Regions from separate parts of the Homo sapiens genome. Here region 1 is linked to region 2. Evidence: read pairs that join two places in POLR2A ChIA-PET (ENCODE). Cell type or tissue: Panc1. All regions are shown on one strand. Links, peaks and the distances in the headings refer to the core of each region. The heading gives the core; the rest is flanking DNA.

Region 1 (7,039 bases), core at 1,202-6,201, 76 kb before region 2:
TTATCATTTTAAATATTTCCTGTTGTGGCAGACACACTCTAAGGTGCCCCGTCTCTCCATCGATCTCTACCTCCTGGTGTTCATGCCTTTGTGTAATCCCCTCCCCTTGTGGGTGGGCAGAACCTGTGACCTGCTTCTAAGCAATAGGATATGGTGATGGTGATGGGCTGTCACTTTTGTGAGTGTTACATTATATAAGAGTCTGTCTTTTTTGACTCACTCCAGAGGCTCTCCTTGCTTGCTAGATGAAGTAAACAGCCAAGTTGGGAAAGCTCATGTGGCAAGGAACTGTGGGTGGCTTTGAGAAACTGTGGATGGCATCCAAGAGCTGCCAGCAAGAAGCTGGGGCCTTCTTGCCCACAACTGCAAGGGAATAATTTCTGACCACAATCTCAGCAAACTTTGAAGCAGACTCTTCCCCCATTGAGACTCCAGATGAGAATGCAGCCCAGCCAACACCTTGATTGCTGTCTGCAAAACCTTAAGCAGAGGATCCAGTTAAGCCATGTGCAAGCTCCTGGCCAACATAAACTGTAAAACAATAAATGTGTGTTATCTGAAGCCACCAATTTAAAAAACGAAAACAGTCAACCCCCTGTATCTGCAGGTTCCATGTCATTGGATTCAACCAGCTGCAAATTAAAAGTATTTGGAAAAAATACAAATAAAAAACCAATACAGTATGACAACTATTTACATTGTATTAGGTATTATAAGTAACCTAGAGAGGATTTCAAGTTTATGGGAACATGTGCACAGGTTACATGCAAATATTATGCCATTTTATATAAGGGACTTTTGTGTCTGTGAATTTTGCTATCTTTGGGGGATCCTGGAACCAATCCCCCAAGGTTATCAAGAGAATAACCATACATCTCCTTTTATCCTTTTTATGCTTTCCTTCTGAGACTCTGATTAGATAGATATTTTAGACCTTCTCATTCTGTCTTCCATATCTCTTAACTTTTGTGTCTTCCATCTCCTTGTCTCTCTGGGTAACTCCTTTATGTATAACTTCCAGTTAACTAATTCTTTCTTTGTTTGAGACAGGGTCTTGCTCTGTCACCCAGGCTAGAGTGTAGTGTCACGGTCTCACTGGCTCACTTCAACCTCTGCCTCCGAGGCTCAGGTGATCCTCCTGCCTCAGCCTCCCAAGTGGCTGGGACCACAGGCATGTGCCACCATACCTGGGTAATTTTTTGTATTTTTGTAGAGATGGGGGTCATACTATGTTGTTCAGGCTGGTCTCGAACTCCTGGGCTCAAGTGATCCTCCAGCCTTGGCCTCCCAAAGTGCTGGGATTACAGGCATGAACCACTGTGTCCGGCCACTGCTGGTCATTTTTGACAGTATCTTGTTGTTTACTTAGTTTTGTGATTCCTCAACATTTCGTACATAGTTATCTTAAGTCTGTAACTGACAGTTCAAATATCTAAAGTCCCTGGAGGTCAAACTCTATGGTTAATTGTCTCCAGACTTTCATTCATAGCGGTTGGTTTCCTTATGTTTTGATCACCTTTGATTGTGAGCTCATTTTAGCTGACCTGTCTGTGGAAAATGTGGAGACCTAAATTGAGAAATCCTTTCTCAGAGCAGAGAGGATTTGCACTTGAACCCATAGGAGCTATTGATCTGGATTTATTCCAACCCCCAATCCAGGCTCTTATGCTTAATCTGGGAAACTCAGTTACATTCTCTCTCACCTTGCCACAGGTCCAAGGCCTAGGTTTCAAGTAAATGCCACCCTTGATGGAGATGAATACTTTGGTTTTGTCTCAAAACATTTTACTTTTAAATTTTTTGGGGGGAGGCTTGGTGTTATCCCTTATGGCCTGTAAGTTTAGGAAATCAAAAAAGCCATATTTTACACGGAATTCAGTTGGTTTGAAGAATATATTCTCCCTATTTCCTGATAATCTAGTCCACCACTGCTAAAATCTTTTGGTTTCTTTTTAAATATGCCTATTGTAGACAATTTATTGCTGGATTTTTTTACCTGCTCTGAGAGTCTCTAACTTTTAGTTGATGAATTTATTGCATTTACAATGGTTGTAATTGCTGTTAGAAAAGTACAAATTTCTATTCCTATCTTGATTTTTTATTTATTGCCTTTTCTTTTTATCACCTCCTTTTCACTGGATAGATCAAATTTTCCTCTGTTGTCTTAAAAGCTACACATTCTATTTTATGGTTAAAAGCTACACATTCTATTCTGTGGTTACGGTTAAAAGCTATACATATCTATCTTATGGTTAAGAGCTTTGTTTATTTGCTTCTACTGAAATCTTAAATTTATCACTCTCTTATCTTCCCCTTAAAAGACAAGTAAAATCTATATTCCTATTTACCCCATCTATTTTTATTTTTAACTATTTTAATATGTAATATTTCCACTTGATTCTTCTTATGACTTCATTCCTGATATACTCGTTAATTAATATAACATCACTGCAGAACTTGGCATCTTAAAACAACAAACATTTATTTATGTATTTATTTATTTATTTTTTCTGAGACAGCGTCTCTCTCTGTTGCCCAGACTGGAGTGCAGTGGTGTGATTTCGGCTCTCTGCAACCTCTGCCTCAGCCTCCCTAATAGCTGGGATTACAGGCACTCGCCACCACGCTTGGCTAATTTTTTTTATTTTTGGTAGAGACGGGGTTTCACCAGGTTGCCCAGGCTGGTTTCAACTCCTGACCTCAGGTGATCTGCCCACCTCAGCCTCCCAAAGTGCTAGGACTATAGGCGTGAGCCACACCACCCAGCCATTAAAACAACAAACGTTTATTATTTCAGTTTCCATGGGTCAGAAATTTAGGAGTGGCTTAGTTAGGTGGCTCTGGCTCATAATCTCTCATGAGTTTGCGGCCAAGGCTGCTGTTAAGTGAAGACTTGCCTGGGGCTGGAGGACTGGTTCCCAAGGTTGCTCACTCACAAGGCTATAGGCAGGAGGCCTCAGGTCCTTGCTGACTCTTTGTAGGAGGGATCAGTTCCACAACACATGGGCCTCTCAGTAGCGTTTCTTGAGAACCCCCCTATATAGCAGCTGGCTTTTTCCAGAACCAACAACCCAACACGGTGAAAGCAAGAAGAAGCCATGGTGTATTTTATGACTGTCATTTCTGCCATAGTCCATTCGTTAGAAGTGAATCATTAGTCCAGCTCATACTCAAGGAGGAGGGAATTAATCACTACTTGAAGAGAGGATTATGAAATAATTTAGGCACATAGTTTAAAACGACCCCATCTGTTAATATTACTAATACTCTTAACTCTTTGAAGATTCCTATTTTAAATCCTTATGAATTTTGCTTCCCATACTATATTTTGTCCCATTTTCTCCACGTCTGTGTATGTACTAGGGTATGTACTCCTCAGCTATCTGTAGGTTTCCTTGGAAATATCCAATGCTCTATTTCTTGGGGACATTCATGTCCTCTCAGGTGCCCCGATGAGTTCATGGAGAATGACATGGGCCAGGCACGGTGGCTTATGCCTGTAATCCCAGCACTTTGGGAGGCCGAGGTGGGTGGATCACCTGAGGTCAGGAGTTCGAGACCAGCCTGGCCAACATGGCAAAACCCCGTCTCTACTAAAAATACAAAAATTAGCCGGGCATGGTGGCAGGCGCCTGTAATCCCAGCTACTCGGGAGGCTGAGGCAGGAGAATCACTTGAACCCGGGAGGCGGAGATTGCAGTGAGCCCAGATTGCGCCACTGCACTCCAGCCTGGGCAACAAAAGCGAAACTCCATTTCAAAAAAAAAAAAAGAAAAGAAAGAAAGAGAATGGCATGGATGGAGCCAAGCATACAGCCCCTGGCACCATGCAGTCACAACTGATTCCCCATCCTCCCCTTCCTGTTTGTCACTGGGCCACCAAGCAATGCCTCTGGTCAGGCATTCATGCTTGAACTCTTAGGAGGAAGCTGTGCTGTGAGGAGGACGCTTTCCCACGGGACTTCACCAGCCCTGGGGGTGAGACAGAGAAGGGGGGAAAAGTGAATGTTTGAGGGAATCTGGTCAACCCATACCTGTTCTCACCAGCTTCTCACTCCAGCTGTGCTACTAGGGTGCCCTGATATTACCCCACCATCACTGGAACCTGAGCTATTGCTCCTGACTTCTATCACAAAGAGGCAGTGGGGCAGCAATGACTGTCCCAATCAATGTGGGGAAGAAGTAAGAGAAGGCCCTGAGAGAGCTCTTCCAACCCTTCCTCTCACTGGTGGATCAGGTGGATGCCCACTGCCATGGACACTTTAGTTCAAAGCAGCTCTTGCTCTTCCTGGGAGCTCTGACAGTTTCTAGGTTTGTTGCTCAGGTCCAAGCTTCTCTGCTTCTGTAGTTTCTCTGGGGTTGACTTTGTGAACAGGAACCTGCAGCCCACCCTAGATTGCTATCTTCTGAGGAATCAGAAGTGCTCCCACTCCTGTTTCTTTTCTCTGAGTCTCTATAAAATAATGACAGGGTGTGGATTAGATCAGGGCCACACACTCAAATGCCTGCTGGAGCTGGCTAGATTAAAATAATAAATAGGCTGGGTGCAGTGGCTCATGCCTGCAATCACAGCACTTTGGGAGACCGAGGAGGGTGGATCACTTGAGGTCAGGAGTTTGGGACGAGCCTGGCCAACATGGTGAAACCCTGTCTCTACTAAAAATAACAAAATTAGCTGGGCATGGGGACGGGCGCCTATAATCCCAGCTACTCGGGAGGCTGAGGCAGGATAATTGCTTGAACCCGAGAGGCGAAGGTTGCAGTGAGCCAAGATCGTGCCACTGCGCTCCAGCCTGGGTGACAGAGTGAGACTCCATCTCAAAATAAAATAAAATAAAGTAATGAATGAAGCTGGTCAAGGGAGAGGCACTAGGGAATGGCAGGGCCAGGGTGGACGGGAGTGTGTATGCTGCATGTACCTGCTTCATCTATTGAGGGCAGTGATACCCACTGCTGGGCAGGAAGGAAGGTCAGTGCCATCATGAAGCCAGAAAGGCTGATTTGATGGGAAATTTTATTCATTTAAATATCTGAGGGTTGAATTCAGCTGGAGTCACCAGTTTGCCATCCCTGGTTTTTTAATCCCTAAAGGTTTTTTTCAGATTTAACAAGCCAGAAGTCTTGGAGTCTGGAGTATTCCCTTGAGTAACCTGCCAGGCTAAGAACTTTCTCAAATATGGTAAAAACGCCCATTTGGCACAGCCCGTCCTTAGTAAGCCCATACTAGAGCCTTGTCTAGTTCACCAGCCTGCAATTCTTGGAAACTGCTTGTTCCTCTTTTAGAAAATTAGAACAACATTTGCCCATTTCCAGTCAGGTGGGGCCTCACCCATTCTCCAAAATTCTTCCAAGATTATAAACACTAGTGGAGCCTTGGAATTTACCACAGCAGCCCTTGTTGACTTTAGCTTTTTTATTTTTTTCTTTTTAAACCAGCCTCACCTCTTTCTATGCTTTATTTCCCCCCTATATTCTCTTTCTATGGGACTCTATCGTTTAAAAAATATTTGTCTTGGCCCAGTATGGTGGCTCATACCTGTAGTCCCAGCACATTGGGAGGCTAAGGCAGGAGGATCACTTGAGCCCAGGAGTTCGAGACCAGCCTGAGCAACATGGCAAAATCTAGTCTTTATGAAAAATACAAAAATTAGCCAGGTGTGGTGGCAGCTACTCAGGAAGCTGAGGTGGCAGCTACTAGTCCCATCCACTCAGGAAGATGAGGTGGAAGGATTCCTTGAGCCCAAGAAGTAAAGGCTGTGGTAAGCCTTGGTTGTGCCACTGCACTCCAGCCTGGGTGACAGAGCAAGACCCTGTCTCAATAAAATAAAAAATGAAAAATAATTTGTCTTTACTCTGACAGACCAGGTTTTTGGTTTGCTTGTTTGTTTGTTTTTTGAGATGGAGTTTCATTCTCATTGCCCAGGCTGGAGTGCAATGGCACAATCTTGGCTCATCGCAACCTCCAACTCCCGGGTTCAAGTGATTATCCTGCCTCAGCCTCCTGAGTAGCTGGGATTACAGGCATGCACCACCACACCCAGCTAATTTTGTATTTTTAGTAGAGATGGGGTTTCTCCATGTTGGTTAGTCTGGCCTCGAACTCCCGACCTCAGGAGATCCGCCCACCTCAGCCTCCCAAAGTGCTGGGATTACAGGAGTGAGCCACTGCGCCTGGCCTCAGACCAGGTTTTGACTCTTTCTTCTCACATACCTCTTCCCCCACTTACATCCAGTCAAATGCAGAATCCCATCATAGTTGTGCCATCTTAGGCAAATCACCTAAATTCTCTGTAGCTCAGTGTTCTCTTCTGTAAAATGGAGGAGTTGAACTGGTTGGTCACTGAGGTCCCTTGGAAGACTATCTTTGGGTTAGGGATCCCTTTGACAATTGGTTAAAAACAGTGGCCCCGGGGCCAGGTACAGTGGCTCACGCCTGTAATCCTAGCACTTTGGGAGGCCGAGGTGGGCAGATCACTTGAGGTCAGGAGTTCCATACCAGTCTGGTCAACATGGTGAAACCCCGTCTCTACTAAGAATACAAAAATTAGCCGGGCACGGTGGTGGGCGCCTGTAATCCCAGCTACCCAGGAAGCTAAGGCAGGAGAATCACTTGAACCCGGGAAGCGGAGGTTGCATTGAGCCAAGATCACGCCATTGCACTCCAGCCTGGGTAACAAGAGCGAGACTCCATATCAAAACAAACAAACAAACAAACAAAAACAAACAACCCCCCCCAAACCAAACAAAACAAAAACGGTGGCCCTTCATTTCAGAAAAGCAATCCCATGTCATGTACTGGCTGACTTTGTTTTGTCTGCTACAACCATCATCCCCTTCTTTCAGGGGACATTTCTCCCCCACGCCTACTGTTTGGCTCTGGATGGGAGACCAATGAAAGTACCCCATCTCACTCTGCCCAGAAGAGTGGGTACTTCAAGTCCTTTTCTGTTGGTTTGTTTGGTTTGTTCTTCTTTTAAACGGAACTGGGAGGGAAGGTTTCTTTTCCTTTTTGGTAGAGGACCAAGGTTATGAATCTTGAA
Region 2 (7,039 bases), core at 894-5,893:
ATACAGGGGAAGCTGTCTATTTTTATGCTTAGGTTCAGAAAAGTATGAGTGGTTGTGCAGAACTATGATTGGACAAAACTCTAATGCTAATAGGTTGAGTGGGGAAATGCAGCAAGTCCTGTCTGTATATTTTCTTCTTGGCCTCTCTACGCAGCATTCCTTCCTTCTGGGTATGGGGCAAGACCCTCTCTGGAACGGGGATCTTGTGACCTACTATCAAACAAAGTAGGTTAGATAATTTCTTTTCTTTTTTTTTTTAAGACAGGGTCATTCTGTTGCCCAGCCTGTAGTGCAGTGGTGTGATCCTGGCTCACTGCAGCTTTGACCTCCCAGACCCAGGTGATCCTTCCGCCCCAGCATACCCAGTGGCTGGGACCACAGAGCATGCACCACTGCACCTGGCTAATTTTTAAGTTTTCTGTAGAGAGGAGGTTTCACCATGTTGCCTAGGCTCATCTGGAACCGCTGGGCTCAAGCCATCCACCTGCCTCCTCCTGACTAAGTGCTGGGATTATAGGCATGAGCCACTGCACCTGGCCTGGTCAGATGATTTCTTTACAGCCATGTTTTACACAGAAAAAGGGAGGAAGTTAGAGTAATATTTTGGGGTTTGATGGCTGGCTTTGGGGAAAAGGGGTTTGGTTTCTAAGACCTGCTTTAGGGAAGAGAGACTCTAGTTTCTGTGGCTAGCCTTGGGGGCCAGAAACAAGAGGCAGGAGAAGATGAGATCGAAACTTTTGCTTCTGAGGCTGCCCTTGAGGCCTCCAATTTGGAGGAGCATCTTTTGAGCCCCAGTCGCAGCATAGGGGAAAATGGTCATAATACTTGCAGAGGGTAAGAAGAAGGCTATGGGTCCCCCCGGGGAAGTTCAGGACAGCAATTGTGCAGGAGTTCTCTGGGAGGTACTGGAAAGCAAGCAGGGGACTGTCACCCCAGGAATGCAGGAACCAAGGTTCGGTGCTAACTCAGAAGGGGGAGGGTGTTGGGAGACCCTCCCGATCCTCCCTTCCAAACACATCCTTCAGGGAGTTCAGGCAGCAAGTGGGCATCCACGTGCTTCTTCATGGAGAAAATAGAGTTTTCTCTGGCATGGGGTTTTGAGAGTTCGGCTGACATCCCTGGCAGCTGAAAGGCATTAAACCTGCAGCCAGAAGGCCTTACGGAGAGACATTCAGAGTGTGCTGTGTGTGATTCAAGCAGTCTGACCTGTCTCTGAGAGCCACTGTGGTTTTGTTGAGATGGGCACTGGGCACTTGTGCTTTGTTAGTCCTGGATGAGCTTGTTTCCCCATGGGACTTAGAGCTTCTCCTGGTCACCTTCATGTTCCGTTGGCATCCAACACAGGCTTGCCAGGTAGGACATGCTCAGTATGAGGATGGAAAATTTAATAAACCATTTGAAATTTTCCAGAGCCATTTTGCAAGTATGAATCAACTGAGGCTTGTAAATAATTAGAGGGATCTGTCTGGTGTAGGACACCCTACTTTTGTTCTTTCCCCTCCCACCCTAGTAGAAAAGAAATTTTTAGCATGATAATGAGGCAAAGTCAGGTTAGGAGAGGTCATGAAAAAAGGTTTGGCCTGGCGCTGTGGCTCACGCCTGTAATCCCAGTACTTTCGGGGGCTGAGGCGGGCGGATCACGAGGTCAGGAGATCGAGACCATCCTGGCCAACATGGTGAAACCCCGGCTCTACTAAAAAATAAAAAAAATTAGCTGGACGTGGTGGCATATACCTGTAATCCTAGCTACTCGGGAGGCTGAGGCAGGAGAATCACTTGAACCAGGGAGTCAGAGGTTGCAGTGAGCCGGGATCGTGCCAGCCTGGCAACAGAGAGAGACTCCATCTCAAAAAAAAAAAAAAAAAAAAAAAAAGGAAAAAGAAAAAAGGTTTGTCTGCCTGCAGATTCTCACCTTGGTGAATCTGAAAGACCCAAGCCCCCTAGAGTAGGTGAGTCCCCATCTCTGCCCACTCCTCTAGGATGGAACCAGGAACAAGGTTCCAGGACCACACGTGGCAGCTGTCAGGGTGGCACCAGGCTTGCAGGGAGGGCAGAGAGGACAAAAAAGGGAAAGGGAGGAATACCAGAGAGAAAAAGGGATGCCTGGATCTCTATGCAAGCCTACCCTTATGGGAAAAATAAAAAGTAATATTTTGCACCACCCTATGAAATTGCTCATTGACTAAGAAGATTTTGTTCCAGGTAAGGAATAAGATCCGCAGTACCTTCTTGAGTATTGCAATGAGGGAGTTAAGCTGCCAAGCATGTTGCTAATATTTTGAATGAACCCAGGAGATATCACCCCCCAAAATGCCACATTGGTATGCTGATTGCTTCAAACTGAAGGCTTCTGGGAAAACAATGGATACACAGAGGGGCTTTTCCTGAATTTCCCTTATCTGAGTAAAGGTAGATTCTCCAGAAGGAAGCCAATTGTCATGAAAACCCTCCCTAGAAATTTGTATCTATCAGGAAGATTAACATGAGGACTCAAACCTAGGAGAGATTAAAGTTGACATTTCATCCAGACAGTCTATTACCTATTCTTCTGAAGTCTCATCTTCTTTTTTTCTTTCATAACCATTTGTATGTTGGCCTATATATCCCACTTCCCTCACCCCCATGAAGAAGGATATACAGTCATGTGATGGGTAGGGATGTTTCAGTCAATGACAGACCACACGTAAAATGGTGGCCCCATGAGAATAAAATGGAGCCAATTTTTTTTTTTCTTTTTTTGAGACAGGGTCTCACTCTTGCCCAGGTTGCAGTGCAGTGGCCTGATTCATGGCCCACTGCAGCCTGGACCTCCTAGGCTTAACCAATCCTTCTGCCTCAGCCTCTGAGTAACTGGGACTATAGGTGCATGCCATCATACTGGGCTAATTTTTTAAATTTTTTTGTAGAGACAGGGGTCTCACTATGTTGCCCAAGCTGGTATTAAACTCCTGGCCTCAAGTGATCCTCTCATCTTGGCCTCCCAGAGTGCTGGGATTACAGGTGTGAGGCCATAGGCCTGGCTGAGCTGAAAAATTTCTATCGCCTAGTGACACCTAGCCTTGGTAATGTCATAGTGTAACATATTTTCTACAGTTAGACATGTTTAGATATGCAAATATTCACCATTGTGTTACAGTTGCCTACAGTAGTCAGTGCAGTAACATACAGTAAAGTTTATAGCCTAGGAGTAATAGGCTATACCTATAGCCTAGGTGTGTGGTAGGCTATGCCATCGAGGTTTGTGTAAGGGCACTCTATGATGTTCTCACAATGATGAAATTGCCTAATGGTGCATTTCTCAAACATGTCCCATTCCTTAAACAGTAATGATTAGAGAATGTCATTGGGTTACTGGGTATTCGCTTTTCTGTGATGCCTCTGTTGGGGGTCATAAAACAATAGCCCAAGAAGAAGGCCTCAGAGGCAGCTCTCTCTGACCTTCTAATCTCCTGTTTCTAGACTCTCATTTTCTCTAGAGGCTAGCCATAGAAACTAGAATCCCTCTTCCCAAGGGAGGTCATGAAAACCGGACCCCTTTTCCCCAATGCCAGCCATAAAACCCAAAATATTACTAACTCCTCCACCACCCCAGCCTTTCTGTCTGTGTAAGAACTGGCTGTAAAGAAATTGACCTTTTTTTTTTTTTTTTTTTTTTTTGAGATGGAGTCTCTCTCTGTTGCCTAGGCTAGAGTGCAACGGTGTGATCTCGGCTCACTGCAACCTCTGTTTCTTGGGTTCAAGTGATTCTCCTGCCTCAGCCTCCTGAGTAGCTGGGACTATAGACGCCCACCACCATGCCTGGTTAATTTTTTGTATTTTTAGTAGAGATGGGGTTTCATCATATTGGCCAGGCTGGTCTCGAACTCCTGACCTTGTGATCTGCCCGCCTCGGCCTCCCAAAGTGCTGGGATTACAGGCGTGAGCCACTGCGCCCGGCCTTTTTTTTTTTTTTTTTTCAGATGGTTCAAGTGATTCTCTTGCCTCAGCCTGCCGAGTAGCTGGGATTACAGGCATGCACCATCATGCCTGGCTAATTTTTTGTATTTTTAGTAGAGACAAGGTTTCTCCATGTTGGTTAGGCTGGTCTCAAACTCCTGACCTCAGGTGATCCGCCTGCCTCATCCTCCCAAAGTGATGGGATTAGAGGTGTGAGCCACCATGCCCAGCAGAAATTGATCTATCTTATCTGACCTATCTTGTAGATCATAAGACCTCTATTCCAGAGGGGGTCTTGCCCCATACCCAGAAGGAAGGAATGCTGCACAGAGGCGCTAAGAAGAATTTACACAGAGAGGGCTTGCTGGGTTTCCCTGCTCAGTCTATTAGCGCTACATCGTACCCTTTTGACCAATCACGTTTCTGAATGACTGTCCATACCATGCGGAACCTAAGCATAAAAATGGACAGTTTTCCTATATCCTTAGGCCTTCTTTCTGAAGGTTCTCATGTCACATAAAACTAAGATCAAATAAATTTGGGTGCCTTTTCTCCTATTCATCCACCATTTGTCAGGTGATTTTTCACTGAATCTTCAGAGGGTGAAGGGTAAGTTTTCCCTTTGCCCCTACACCCTGCTTCCCATTCCCATGCAAATAAATTTGTATGCTTTTTTTCCTGTTAACCTGTCTATTGCTGGTTTTTTGTTTGTACGTTTGTTTTGTCTTTTGCTAGCAGACTTAAAGACTGGAACCAAAAGTTTCATCAGTGGAAGAAAACTAGAGAATTGAAAGATCTGATCCCTGCAGTAGTGGTGGAAATTCAGGAGGTCCAAGGGCCCAGGGACTTGAGCAAAGAAGTAGGACACTGAGTGAAGTACCTGGCAGAACAGTCTTCTTTGAAAGGGAGGCTGGGTCTAGGTTCAGCAAGAGCTTGAGAACATGATGCGTCTGTAACATTTATTGAGCACCTACTGTAAGCCAGGCACTGTAATCACAAAGAAGGAAGAGACTGTAATTTCTCTTGAGGAACTAATGGTCTTGGGGAACAAGAAAGGATATGGGAACAAAACAAATTTTAACTCCTTTTATATACCTGGGCTGGTGCAAGTTACAACTACAGTCGGCCCTTTGTATCCACAAGTTCTACATCCTTGTATTCAACCAGCTGTGGATTGAAAATATTTGTGGAAAAAAATACAACAATAAAAAATAATACAAATTTAAAAATACAGTGTAACAAGTATTTATATAGCACTTACATTGTATTAGGTATTATAAGCAATCTAGTGATGATTTAAAGTATAGGGACTGAGCACAGTGACTCACTGTGGGAGCCCGAGCACTTTGGGAGGCAGAGGTAGGAGGATCTCAGCACTTTGGGAGGCAGAGGTAGGAGGATCTCAGCACTTTGGGAGGCTGAGGTAGGAGGATCTCAGCACTTTGGGAGGCTGAGGTAGGAGGATTGCTTGAGCTTAGAAGTTTAAGACCAGTCTGGGCAGCATGGTGAGACCCAGCCTCTACAAAAAAAAAAAAAAAAAATTAGCCAATATGGTGGTGTGAGCCTGTGGTCCCAGCTACTTGGGAGGCTGAGGTGGGAGGATTGCTTGAACTTGGGAGGTCGAGGCTGCAGTGAGTTGTGATCATGCCACTGCACCCCAACCTGGGCAACAGAGGGAGACCCTGTTTCAAAAAAAAAAAAAAAAAAAAAAAAGAAAAGAAAGGAAAGAGAGGAAGACTGTGATAGTTATCATTTAGTATTATTTCCTTGTTAACCATTTTTATAGCCTGTGAAGTTCAAGTGTTTACCTAAGTAAGAACATTAAATTTAAATAAATGTTTTTTGTTTTTTTTTTTTTGGCCAATAACTCAGGATTTAGCTGTTTCCATCAAACCAACAATTTAATTAAATGCCTTAGTTATACAAATTTACACAAAGATAGTAACCCTCATGCCAAATATATATATATATATATTTTTTTTTTTTTTTTTTTGAGACAGAGTTTCACTCTCGTTGCCCAGGCTAGAGTGCAATGGTGTGATCTCAGCTCACTGCAACCTCCGCCTCCCAGGTTCAAGCGATTCTCCTGCCTCAGCCTCCCAAGTAGCTGGGATTACAGGCACGTGTCACCACTCCCAACTAATTTTTGTATTTTTAGTAGAGATGGCGTTTGGTCATGTTGGTCAGGCTGGTCTCAAACTCCTGACCTCAGGTGATCTGCCCACCTCAGCCTCCCAAAGTGCTGGGATTACAGGCATGAGCCACCATGTCTGACTGACACCTTATAATATTTAGGAGAGATAAATATGAAACCACTTGACCAACGAATCTAAACAATAATGTATGTTAAGAATTCTGAAGACATTTCTAATTTTATCAATTAAAACCAGCTTATTAAGGATTTACTTAAGTCACATGAACTTGAGAAAGCATTTGGGCTTAAAGTTCCTATTTTTCTGATAAAGTTTTTTTTTTTTCTTTTTTTTTTTGAGACAGAGTTTTGCTCTTGTTGCCCAGGCTGGAGTGCAATGGCACGATCTTGACTCACTGCAACCTCCGCCTCCCAGGTTCAAGCAATTCTCCTACCTCAGCCTCCCGAGTAGCTGGGATTACAGGCATACGCCACCACACCCGGCCAATTTTTTGCATTTTTAGTAGAGATGGGGTTTCTCCGTATTGGTCAGGCTGGTCTTGAGCTCCTGACCTCAGGTGATCCACCCACCTTGGCCTCCCAAAGTACTGGGATTACAGGTGTGAGCCACCATGCCTGGCCCTGATAAAGTATTTAAGAGCTTTTTTAAAAAAGTCAATTAATTAGAGCTCTTTTATATATTTTTGGTAGTGAAACATCATATACATGACACATAAATACATGGACTTATTAGACATGCAGATAGAAGCTCATAGATTCATAAGACTCCCCTTTTCAGTCTCCTATTTTAGAGTTCTAATTTCTTGATAATCCGTGTCATTTCCCTAGGCAATTGTCAGCTAGATAGCTCTAAATTTGCATACCAAAGGAACAACTCTAAGTGAAAATCAGAGAGTGAAATTTACATCTCAAAGTACAGACGAAGTCTAGGTGTGTTAGCAGGAGATTAAA

The links. ChIA-PET counts read pairs that join two places held together with the same protein. Peaks named below come from ENCODE experiments on the same cell type or tissue, not always from the same donor. Only the 100,000 strongest peaks of a DNase experiment are listed, where the experiment ranks them.
Region 1: POLR2A ChIA-PET joins it to region 2 with 10 read pairs; 2 of 35 experiments call an interaction of 5 or more read pairs at or near these places.

What each region holds. Positions count from the first base shown.
Region 1 is chr15:89,019,627-89,026,665 of GRCh38, reverse strand. No RefSeq gene overlaps it. Among named protein-coding and RNA genes, the nearest start is that of CARMAL, 18 kb to the left of the region's middle. In Panc1, for the core only: no CTCF peak of the experiment used is centred there; no DNase peak of the experiment used is centred there; H3K27ac peaks cover 1,896 bases.
Region 2 is chr15:88,943,563-88,950,601 of GRCh38, reverse strand. It overlaps the pseudogene LOC124903572. Among named protein-coding and RNA genes, the nearest start is that of MFGE8, 34 kb to the right of the region's middle. RefSeq lists enhancers at 421-480, 491-580. In Panc1, for the core only: no CTCF peak of the experiment used is centred there; no DNase peak of the experiment used is centred there; H3K27ac peaks cover 1,081 bases.